3 separate regions of the Homo sapiens genome follow, and regions 2 and 3 are each linked to region 1. A link is a contact called in ENCODE Hi-C or POLR2A ChIA-PET data. All regions are on one chromosome and are shown on one strand. The core of a region is the stretch at or near the end of the contact, and the rest is flanking DNA. Distances in the headings are between cores, read along the strand shown.

Region 1 (3,810 bases), core at 1,153-3,652:
GGAGGAATAGAGACTCAGGGAGGGGACATAGAGAAAGTGAAGAGGCAGAAACTTAGAGGGAGAGAGAGAAGAACAGAGAGCCAGCAAGAGAAAGAGCAGAGACAGAGGAGGGAAAGAGACGGAAGAGGGGGAAATACACCAGAGATGGGGAGAAGGGGAAGAAGGAGGGGGAAATACACCAGAGATGGGGAGAAGGGGAAGAAGGAGGGGGAAATACACCAGAGATGGGGAGAAGGGGAAGAAGGAGGGGGAAATACACCAGAGATGGGGAGAAGGGGAAGAAGAAGGGGGAGGGGAAAGAGGTTGTCAGAGAGCAAGGAGGAGACAGACTCAGATGAAAGGGCAGAGACCCAGAGAGGAGGCAGGACAAAGCGGGTTGCGGGGAGGGAGTAGAGGACAGGGACACAAGACCCAGGGAGTGCGGTACAGAGCCCCAGACAGAGAGGCACACCCCTGATAAAATGGTACAGAAACCAAGAGAAAGAGACTCGGGGGAGCTGGGGTGGGGGGGCGGGGACTGAGACACCAGGGAGGAGAGACTGAGGCCTAGAGAGAAGAGGAGCAAAGACTCAGAAGGAGGGGGACAGAATCAGAGACCCAGGAGGGCAGATTTACAAACGAGGGGTCGGAGACTCAGAGGGGTGGGAACAGAGACGGCGGCACAAATACTCAAGAAGGGAGAAAAAGAGACGCCAAGAAACCCAGAAACGGGAGCGGGGGTGGGATGGGGTTGGGAGGCGATACGAATCAGCCGCCGCACCTGCAGCAGGAAGCGGCGGGCCAGAAACTGTGCTGCCCGAGGGCGCCCGCAGCCCCCTGACCCGCCCCCTTCGCTCCCGCAGGCGCCGCCTCCTCCCTCCGCAGCCCCAGCCGCAGCCGCTGGCCCCGCCCCAGCCCCCTGAGCCTGCGCTCTGCCTCTCGGAGCCTACGACCGCCCAGGGGGCGGGGACGGCCCGCTCCGAGGCGGTCCCCTTTTTCTGGCCCCGCCCCTCACTCCATTCTTCCCCAGAACCCGACCTCTGAGACTCCTAGCCCACCCCATTTTTTATCGGTCCTGCCTATATTGCCTCAGTCTTGACGGTGCTTCCTGGCGCTTTGGCCTCTCCCCTCTCCCGTCCTCTCTGCCTCCTTGCGTGCCCCCTCCTCACCAGTCCTCATCTACCCTCGGTCCTCCAATCTGCAGTCCGCCGCGGTGTAGCGTTCGTTAGAAGTTCTCGCCTCGCCCTTTGAGACCCTGTGACCTTTAGGCAGTGCCCTCTCCCAGGTCTTCTGATCCCGAAGACTCCCCGTTCCAGGTCCCTCCCCTCCATCCAGCCCAGTAGCTTTGTACTCTTTGTAGTCTCATTGTTCCCCTGGGATCCACCTCTCCCGTTCCTCTACCCTCCCTTAGCCCTGCCCTGCCCTCGCCTACCCTGGTTGCTTTCAAGACCCTCAAGCCCCGCTCCTTCCTTAGTCTCTCTTTCCTACCGCCCATTCAAGACGTTTTCTTTTTCTTTTATTTATTTATTTTTTGACACAGAGTCTCGCTCTGTCGCCCAGGCTGGAGTGGAGTGGTGCGATCTCGACTCATTGCAACCTCTACTTCCCAGGTTCAAGCGATTCTCCTGCCTCAACCTCCCGACTAGCTGGGACTACAGGCACCCACAACCACGCCCGACTAATTTTTGTATTTTTAGTAGAGGCGGGGCTTCACCATTTTGGCCGGGCTGGTCTCGAACTCCTGACCTCAAATGATCCACCCACCTCAGCCTCGCAAAGTGCTGGCGTTACAGGCGTGAGCCACTGCGCCCTGCCTCAAGACGTTTTCTATTTGTCGACCCCACTCACCTTCCTCAGTACCACTCATCCATCCGGACACTCATTCTCCGGGCCCAGCCCCGACTAACCAGGCCCGCCTTGGAGCCTCAGCCCCGCTCCCTCCCTTAGGCCTATCCAGACCCTCTCGGGTTTCCAGGACTCTCTCAAGTTTCAACACCTTCTCACCGAGTCTAAGTCTTTGTTCTTCCCGTGTCCTCTTTCAGTCCAGCCTGTCCCCCTTGCGCGGGAAAGTCCTCCATCTCTAGTTCCCGCCCCATGCAGTCTCATCTGGACCGTTTCTACTTTCTGCGGCCCTGTCTCTTCCAAGCAATGCTCCTCCCCACCAGGTCCTGCCTAGCGGTGTTTTAGGTGAGGGCGTGCGATCTGTTTTGTTTCTCTCCGCCCCTTTCTCAGCCCAATCAGGACGGCCTCTCTCATGGTGGCCCCGCCCCTCCAGGCCAGTCGGGCGTCTTTAAATAGCTTGGATGTGTCCCCTCCTCCCTCTACCCCGCCCGCACTTTTTTCAGTTCAGTAAGGTCTCTCTCTATCGTATCTAGCCCCGCCTTCCCCTGGCTACCAGTGCTGCCGAACACAATTAGTAGTAACCGGTCCCGCCTCCCTTGACGCCCCGCCCCGCCCCTCCTCCCTGCTCTCTTAGAAAGAGCCAATCGCTCCGTCTCATTGGCGGCCCCGACTCGTCCAGCTGGGTCGCGTTAGAGTGCCCGCCCCACTCCTCCCAGCCACAGCCCCGCCCCACCTCCCCCAGGCCAATCAGTTTGGTTCCTCTCCCCTAAGCCACGCCCCCGCTACCTCGCTCCTCCTCCCACCCAATCCCGTCGGTCTCTCCCCCCGTGTCCCCGCCCCTGCGTCCCCGCCCCTCCCGCCCCGCCCCCCGTCCAATGCTGAGCTCAGTCTGCGTCTCGTCCTTCCGCGGGCGCCAGGGGGCCAGCAAGCAGCAGCCGGCGCCACCGCCGCAGCCGCCCGAGTCCCCGCCGCCGCCACCGCTGCCGCCGCAGCAGCAGCAGCCTGCGCAGCCCGGCCCCGCCGCGTCCCCGGCGGGCCCCCCGGCACCCCGCGGGCCCGGGGACCGGCGCGCCGAGCCATGCCCCGGGCTGCCGGCGGCGGCCATGGGGCGGCACGGCGGCGGCGGTGGCGACAGCGGCAAGATCGTGATCAACGTGGGCGGCGTGCGCCATGAGACGTACCGCTCGACGCTGCGCACCCTGCCGGGGACGCGGCTGGCCGGCCTGACGGAGCCCGAGGCGGCGGCACGCTTCGACTACGACCCGGGCGCCGACGAGTTCTTCTTTGACCGGCACCCGGGAGTCTTCGCGTACGTGCTCAACTACTACCGCACCGGCAAGCTGCACTGCCCAGCCGACGTGTGCGGGCCCCTGTTTGAGGAGGAGCTCGGCTTCTGGGGCATCGACGAGACCGACGTGGAGGCCTGCTGCTGGATGACCTACCGGCAGCATCGCGACGCTGAGGAGGCGCTCGACTCCTTCGAGGCGCCCGACCCCGCGGGCGCCGCCAACGCCGCCAACGCCGCAGGCGCCCACGACGGAGGCCTGGACGACGAGGCGGGCGCGGGCGGCGGCGGCCTGGACGGAGCGGGCGGCGAGCTCAAGCGCCTCTGCTTCCAGGACGCGGGCGGCGGCGCCGGGGGGCCGCCAGGGGGCGCGGGCGGCGCGGGCGGCACATGGTGGCGCCGCTGGCAGCCCCGCGTGTGGGCGCTCTTCGAGGACCCCTACTCGTCGCGGGCTGCCAGGGTGAGCGCGCTCTCGGGGCCCCCATCCACCCCACCCCCGCCTCTCCAGGCGCCCCCAGTCTCCCAGGAGCGCCCCAGCTCCAACCCTCCGGGTCCCTCTAGGCTTCTCAGTCTCCTAGAAGCCTCTTCCCCAATCCTGAGTCTCCTGGGCTCCTCCGAACACACCCCCCTCTCGCAGCCATCCCCCAGATCCTCCAAAGACGGATCTCCAACCTTCGGGCTCTTCCAGACCCCTCCAAAGTTCC
Region 2 (3,458 bases), core at 188-2,687, 150 kb before region 1:
ACCTTCCGCCCCAGCCTGCAGAGGACACAGAAGGCCCCAGGTGAGGACCACCCAAGCCCTCAGCATAGTAGTCACCCACAGAACCCAGGACAGACAGACTGGTGGGCTGAGGGAGGAGCCTTATCTTCAAGTTAATCACTGCTGCTTGCCTTTATTTCACTAGAAACCACCCATTTCATGAATATTCATACTCTGCACTCCCTCACCCCCAGAAAACCAGACCCTACAAACATGCCTAACCTCATTGCCAAAGCAACTATCCCAAGGTCACTTCCAAGCCTTGCGCCACAAATACTCATGAGTTAAATGACACTCTCCCTCTCCCAAGCCTTCTTTTTCATGCTAATATTCAAATGGCCTCCTTATCACCTGACAGCCCAATAGCCAAGATGCAGCCTGAGTTCAGTCCCTATTAAGCACATTCAAGATTCATGCTTTCCTTTTCTCCAACCTCCAAACTTGCATACTCACGCATATTTAGGAGACAAAACTCATCTCCACTTCCTCAAGAGCCCCCTCCCACGCCTTATTTTCTTTTTCTGAGACAGGGTCTCGCTCAGTCGCCCAGGCTGGAGTGCAGTAGCGTGATCTCAGCTCCCTGCAACCTCTGCCTCCTGGGTTCAAGCGATTCTCCTGCCTCAGCCTCCCGAGTAGTTGGAATTACAGGCACCTGCCACCACATCCAGCTAATTTTTGTGTTTTTAGTAGAGACGGGGTTTCACCATTTTGAGCAGGCTGGTCTTGAACTCCTGACTTCAAGTGGTCCGCCCGCCTCGGCTTCCCGAAGTGCTGGGATTACAAGCATGAGCCACCGCGACCGGCCTAATTTTTTTTTTTTTTTTAGTATTTTTTGTAGAGACAGGGCTCGCTATGTTGCCCAGGCTGGTCTTGAACTCCTGGCCTAGAGCAATCCTCCCGCCTCGGCCTCCCTAAGCGTTGGGATGACAGATGAGCCACCGCGCCCGGCTTCACCTTGCCTCTTTCATTTCAACCGCCCGGACGTCGGATTCTCCAAGATTCCACACCCCCAGCCCCGCCCCCTCATACATATTCCCGAGCCAGAGCCTTCCGACAGGTGCGCTTGTCCTCCCACCCAGTCCTTGCAACCCGGTGCACTGGCGAGGCCCCTCCTGCGCGTGCGTGACTGAGGCCTGGCTTTCCAGGGATCTCCCACCTCTTCCCTCTCAGCCCTGCGCAGCCTCCTTCCGTCTGTAACTCACCTAAAGACCCAAGACCTGCGACATCCGTAGACCGCGCCCGCTATGCACAGCTAAAGAGCACTCACCCCTCGCGCACCAGTCCCGGCCCGGCAGCCGCTGCCCCGGGCTCGACTGGGCGCTGCTACCGCCATCAGCAAGAGCAGGAGCAGCCGGGTTGCCCCAGCGCTGGCTGCCGCCATCTCGGCTTCTTCCCACCAGCGAAGGGACGGCTGTGAGCCAAGAGCCGCGGAGCACGCCGGGAGGAACAGGCCGCATCCTGACGCCCGTGCGCCTGCGCTGGGCCCCGGCACCTGCGCACTGGCACCCGTCCGCACCTGGGGCCTGACGTCAGCAGGATGGGGCCGCCCCTTTGGCCTGATCTCCAGGAGCCGCCCCCTCCAGGGACGTCATCACAAATCAGGAGCCCGCTCTTGTGTGACGTCATAAAGCCCGCTCCGCATCATGACGTCACAGTGCGCGTAGTCCCGCCCCCTCGCTTTCTCCCTCTGCTCCTCCGTCCGCTCCCGTCGGACGGGGACATTGCAATGAGGCGGGATCGCGGCCCTAAGCCGGCCCTGGGTGGAGCTGGCGAGGTGGAACCAGGTGGGATGGCAGGTGAGAGAGGGGAGCCAGGCCTAGAGGGGTTGGACCTGGTGAAGGAACCAAGTAGGATGGGGCCGGCAATTCGGGGGCATCTGATACCCCGTCCTCTCCGCGGGGCTGTGCCGGGCCCTCTCAGTTGGGAAGCCAGGCACAGCCTCCCAGGATCGACCCCCAGACTTCGTCCTGGTAAAATGCCTCCTGGTTGCAGCCTCTCCCACGGGCCGTCCCAGACGGCTCCAACGCTACCTCCAGAGCGGCGAATTCGACCAGTTTCGGGACTTCCCCATCTTTGAGAGCAACTTCGTACAGGTAGGGAGCCCCAGAACCCCCTCATCCCCAGCCTCGGCCTGCCCCTCGACCTCCTCCTGACTTGGAAAGCCCCTGCTCCCCCATAACGTCCATCTCGTGGGATTCCCGACTCCCAACTCCTATGTGATCTCTGACACCCCATACTTCTAGTTCTCTAGATTCTTTGTGAACCCTGGCCTGTAACTCCCTTGCCTCAGTTTCCCTGACTTCACACCCATATGATTCTTGAACTTTAATTTCAAGATATCTGGCCCCCAGCCTGATTTTCAACTCACCTGGTTCATGACCTTTTCCCCTACCAAGATTCCTAACCTCTGATCCCTCCTCAGTTCTGCCCCGACATCTATCCTGCCCCGACCTCTGACCTCTGGCCCCAGGTGACTCGGTTGGGAGAAGTTGCCAACGAGGTCACCATGGGGGTGGCAGCCTCCAGTCCAGCCCTGGAGCTCCCGGACCTATTGCTTCTGGCCGGCCCTGCCAAGGAGAACGGACACCTGCAACTCTTCGGGTAACTGCCCCCACCTCAGCCGAGACCCCTTCCTCCCTCAGCTCCAGGCACCTGAGCCCCCAGCAGTACCTCCCCTCGTCCAGACCACCCCCAGGGCCAGGAGCTGGCAGTGCTACCGGCCCTCCCTGAGCTGCCATCTACCCGGGAGAACAAGGACAGAGCAGCCCTCAGGGGCCAGAAATCAGAGATTAGACAGACCTGAAGGGGACAGTCCTCAGCCATGCCCCAGCAGCGGTCAGGAGAATGATCATTTCCGCAGGGCCTGCTCATGCCAGACGCCCCTAGGCCGCGCATACGATCTCACCTCTGACCTCATATCTTCACATGGTGGGGTCCCTTAGCCCCATCCGCCAAAGAGCTAAACTGAGGCTCAGAGAGCCGGGAGCCAGTTGCCCAGGGTCCCACTGTGGCTCCAGAGTGGGCCAGGATTGGAATGCCAAGCTTGTCATGATTGTGGATCTCATGGTTCTTGAGCCCTCCTGTGCCTCACTCCACACTGCCCCTTTACGTCATATTTTTTCATTGAAAAAGTAATGCAGATCGGGTGCGGTGGCCCACACCTGTAATCCCAGCACTTTGGGAGGCCAAGGCAGGCAGATCATTTGAGGCCAGGAATTTGAGACCGGTCTGGCCAACATAGCAAAACCCTGTCTCTACCAGAAATACAAAAAATTAGCCAGGGCCGGGTGCGGTGGCTCACGCTTGTAATCCCAGCACTTTGGGAGGCTGAGGTGGGTGGATCACGAGGTCAAGAGAACGAGACCATCCTGGCTAACACAGTGAAACCCCGTCTCTACTAAAAATACAAAAAATTAGTCGGGCGTGGTGGTGAGCGCCTG
Region 3 (3,281 bases), core at 452-2,951, 170 kb before region 1:
CTTCTCTTTCTCCCTGTCTCTGTCTCTCTCCCCATCTGTCTTTCTCTGTGTCCCTCTCCCCAGTTCTCTTTATCTCCTCTCCTGCCTCATCTCCCTCTCCTCACTGTCTCTGTCTCTCATTCTCCCTATCGTTCTCTCCATCTCTCTCTCCTCCTTCTCGTCTGTTTCTCTCTGTCTCTCCATCTGTCTCATCTGTCTCTTCCTCCCACCTCTTTTCTGTGTCTCTGTCTCCTCCCCCCAACTTTCTCTCAGTCTCCCTCAGCACCCCCTGTTTCTCTTTCTTACTCTCCCTTTTCTCCCCATCTCTCTGTCTCTCCCTGGCTTTGTATCTCTGTGTCTCTTTCTCTCTGTCTTCTTCTATCTCTGTCTCTCCCCATCTTCTGTCTCTGCCTCTCCTCCACTTCTTTCTCTGCCTCTCCCCCACTTCTCTGTCTCTCCCCCACTTCTATCTCTGACTCTCCCCCACTTCTCTGTCTCTCTCTCCCCCACTTCTCTCTGTCTCTGTTTCTCCCCCACTTCTATCTCTGTCTCTCCCCCATTTCTCTCTCTGTCTCTCCCCACTTCTCTCTGTCTCTCCCCATTTCTATCTGTCTCTCCCCCATTTCTATTTCTGACTCTCCCCCACTTCTCTGCCTCTGTCTGTCCCCCACTTCTCTCTGTCTCTCTCCCCCATTTCTATCTCTGTCTCTCCCCCACTTCTCTCTGTCTCTGTCTCTCCCCATTTCTATCTCTGTCTCTCTCCCACTTCTGTCTCTCCCCCATTTCTATCTCTCTCTCCCCCACTTCTCTGTCTCTGTCTCCCCCACTATCTCTGTCTCTCCCCCACTTCTCTCTGTCTCTCCCCCACTTCTCTGTCTCTGTCTCCCCCACTTCTATCTCTGTCTCTCCATTTCTCTCTGTCTCTGTCTCTCCCCCACTTCTCTCTGTCTCTCCTCCACTTCCTCTATCTCTGTCTCTCCCCCATTTCTCTGTCTCTGTCTCTCCCCCACTTCTCTCTGTCTCTCCCCCACTTCTATCTCTGTCTCTCCTCTACTTCTCTCTGTCTCTGCCTCTCCCCCACTTCTATCTCTGTCTCTTCCCCATTTCTATCTCTGACTGTCCCCCACTTCTCTCTGCCTCTCTCCCACCATTTCTCTCTGTCTCTGTCTCTACCCCCATTTCTGTCTCTGTCTCTCCCCCCATTTCTCTCCATCTCTGTCTGTCTCTCCTGTCTCTGACTCCTCCTCTCTCCCCAGCTCCCTGGACGAAGCCCTCCGGGGCCTCTGCGGTCCCTGCTGAATAAAGCTGTTTCTGTCCTCACCTCTCTCCCTTCTGCGCCTCCTTCTTTCCTTCCTCACTCCTCTGCCTCTCAGCTCGGCCCCCCAGCCCTGATCCTGGGTATAGGGGGTGGGAATTCTGGAGCTGGGGGTGGGGGCTCCTCCCTCCCAGAGACAGAGATGGATGCAGAGAGAGAACCAGAGACAGGCACGGAAAGAGACAGAGAGAGACAGAGCGAGACAGAGACAAGATGGGGGCCGTAAGCTCAGAAATGAGAGAGACAGCAGGTCACAGAGACACAGCACGTGAGAGACAGGGAGACACAGAGAGACTCAGAGACAGACAGACCAGACAGCGCCCCCACTCCAATACACACAAACAGACACAGGGGACAAGAGCCGGTCAGGGCTGGACAGCCTCCCCTCCCCCTCCAGGCCAGGCCAGGCCAGGCGGTGCCAGGCCCAGGACAATGGGCCCTTGTCAGGGCTCCGGAGGAGCCAGCCAGCTGGGGAGGCCTGTGGGCTGGGCCACGGAGGAGGGTCGGCCACAGCGGCTGCTGGGTTGGGGAAGGTGCACCTCCTGCGGGCCTGGCCCACGGCCTCCACCCTCAGACTCTCCTTCTCCCCTGGCCTCCCTTCCTGGGGTCTCCACCTACTCCCAGCCTGCTTTCTCTGCTCTGCCTGGGGAAGGGGACAGGCATTTATGGAGTACCTGCTGTATGCACCCAAAATGCCTCCTCGCCTCTCCTCACACACTCCGTCTCCCGCCACGGGTGTGCCGTCCTCGGGTGTGCCCGCCTCGGGTGTGCCCGCCTCGGGTGTGCCGTCCTCGGCGCCCTCTACTTGTTCCTCCTGTGCCTCTGGCTCCTTCCATGGAAGAAACGGGCAATTATTAAGCACCTGATGCTTGGCAGGCAATTCCCCTAACCGCGTCTGCACTTTCCATCCTTCTTGCTTTCCTGTCCCTTCTGCCCCAGTTCCTTTCTCTTTCTGATTTGCTTGGTCTCTCCTGGGAAGGAAACGGGCATCTACTGAGCATCTGCTATGCGCCGAGGAGTTGAGGAACATGGCTCCTCTCTCGCTACCTTCTTTCCTCCCCCCACCCCCATTCCTTTCTTTCTTTTTTTCTTTCTAGGACAGGGTCTCACTCCGTCGCTCAGGTTGGAGCGCACACAATCGCAGCTCACTGCAGCCTCGACTTCCTGGGCTCAAGCAGTCCTCCCACCCCAGCCTCCCAAGTAGCTGGAACTCCACACACCACCATTCCTGGCTAATTTTTGTATTATTATTATTATTTGAGATGGAGTTTTGCTCTTGCCGCCCAGGCTGGAGTGCAATGGCGTGATCTCAGCTCATTGCAACCTCCACCTCCTGGGTTCAAGCGATTCTCCTGCCTCAGCCTCCCGAGTAGCTGGGATTACAGGCACCCGCCACCACGCCTGGATAATTTTTAAGTATTTTTAGTAGAGACGGGGTTTCACCATGTTGGTCAGGCTGGTCTTCAACTCCTGACCTCAGGTGATCCACCCACCTTGGCTCCCAAAGTGCTGGAATTACAGGAATGAGCCACCGCACCCAGCCTAATTTTTGTATTTTTTGTAGAGACAGGGTCTCTCTACGTTGGCCAGGCTGGTCTCGAACTCTTGGGCTCAAGCGATCCTCCCACCTCTGCCTCTCAAAGTGCTAGGATTACAGACATGAGCCACGGCGCCTGGCCCCTTTCTTTCCTCTCTATTGGTGTCCTCTCCTTTCTGACTTTCTGCTCTCTCCTGGCAGAGGGAGTGGACACATTTTGAGCACTTACTGTGTACTAAACACCTTACATACCTCTCTCCTCACTCTCTTCCTCCCCGGTCCCTCTTCTGTCCTTTCCTTGTGTTTCTGAGCTCTCTGCCCTCTTCCAAGGCAAGGACTACATTTATTGAGCACTTCTGGTATGCAAGCAATTATGTCCTTTCTCTCCTCTCCTCTTGCCCTTCAGTCTCCACTGACTCCACCAGTCTCTGCTTCTTTCTGCTCTGTGCC

What was found. Hi-C counts contacts between places; a loop is a spot of excess contacts on that map. ChIA-PET counts read pairs that join two places held with the same protein, here RNA polymerase II (POLR2A). Pooled maps may share reads with other maps.
Region 2: a loop to region 1 is called in a map of naive thymus-derived CD4-positive, alpha-beta T cell, with 13 times the contacts of the local background. The contact joins the promoter of EMC10 here to the promoter of KCNC3 in region 1. A Hi-C loop is called at or near these places in 2 of 168 maps with a recorded cell type or tissue (CD8-positive, alpha-beta T cell and naive thymus-derived CD4-positive, alpha-beta T cell), 4 of 37 single-sample maps with no recorded cell type and 12 of 50 pooled maps. POLR2A ChIA-PET finds 5 or more read pairs at or near these places in 8 of 52 experiments (Caco-2, HEK293, T-cell and 4 more).
Region 3: a pooled map shows a loop between it and region 1 (2.2-fold over the local background). The contact joins the enhancer-like site here to the promoter of KCNC3 in region 1. A Hi-C loop is called at or near these places in 1 of 50 pooled maps. POLR2A ChIA-PET finds 5 or more read pairs at or near these places in 5 of 52 experiments (Caco-2, H1, WTC11 and 2 more).

What each region holds. Positions count from the first base shown.
Region 1 is chr19:50,327,969-50,331,778 of GRCh38, reverse strand. It overlaps KCNC3 (potassium voltage-gated channel subfamily C member 3), which reads left to right and starts at 2,402. Exons shown (of 5, transcript NM_004977.3): 1 at 2,402-3,566. The coding sequence starts at 2,697. It overlaps LOC105372437 (a long non-coding RNA gene), which reads right to left and starts at 2,159. Exons shown (of 4, transcript XR_007067299.1): 1 at 1,984-2,159. RefSeq lists enhancers at 82-131, 2,393-2,687 and silencers at 712-1,081, 1,095-1,274, 2,152-2,211, 2,292-2,841, 3,450-3,539.
Region 2 is chr19:50,474,486-50,477,943 of GRCh38, reverse strand. It overlaps EMC10 (ER membrane protein complex subunit 10), which reads right to left and starts at 1,437. Exons shown (of 7, transcript NM_206538.4): 1 at 1,286-1,437; 2 at 1-15. The coding sequence starts at 1,399. GARIN5A (golgi associated RAB2 interactor 5A) reads left to right here and starts at 1,096. Exons shown (of 5, transcript NM_001308429.2): 1 at 1,096-1,814; 2 at 2,011-2,111; 3 at 2,441-2,619. The coding sequence starts at 1,556. RefSeq lists enhancers at 1,233-1,432, 1,299-1,799.
Region 3 is chr19:50,495,296-50,498,576 of GRCh38, reverse strand. No RefSeq gene overlaps it. Among named protein-coding and RNA genes, the nearest start is that of MYREM, 8.0 kb to the right of the region's middle. Within about 2 kb of position 1,701, at least 6 of the 41 ENCODE cell types and tissues checked have a DNase peak (open chromatin) inside an H3K27ac peak, as active enhancers do.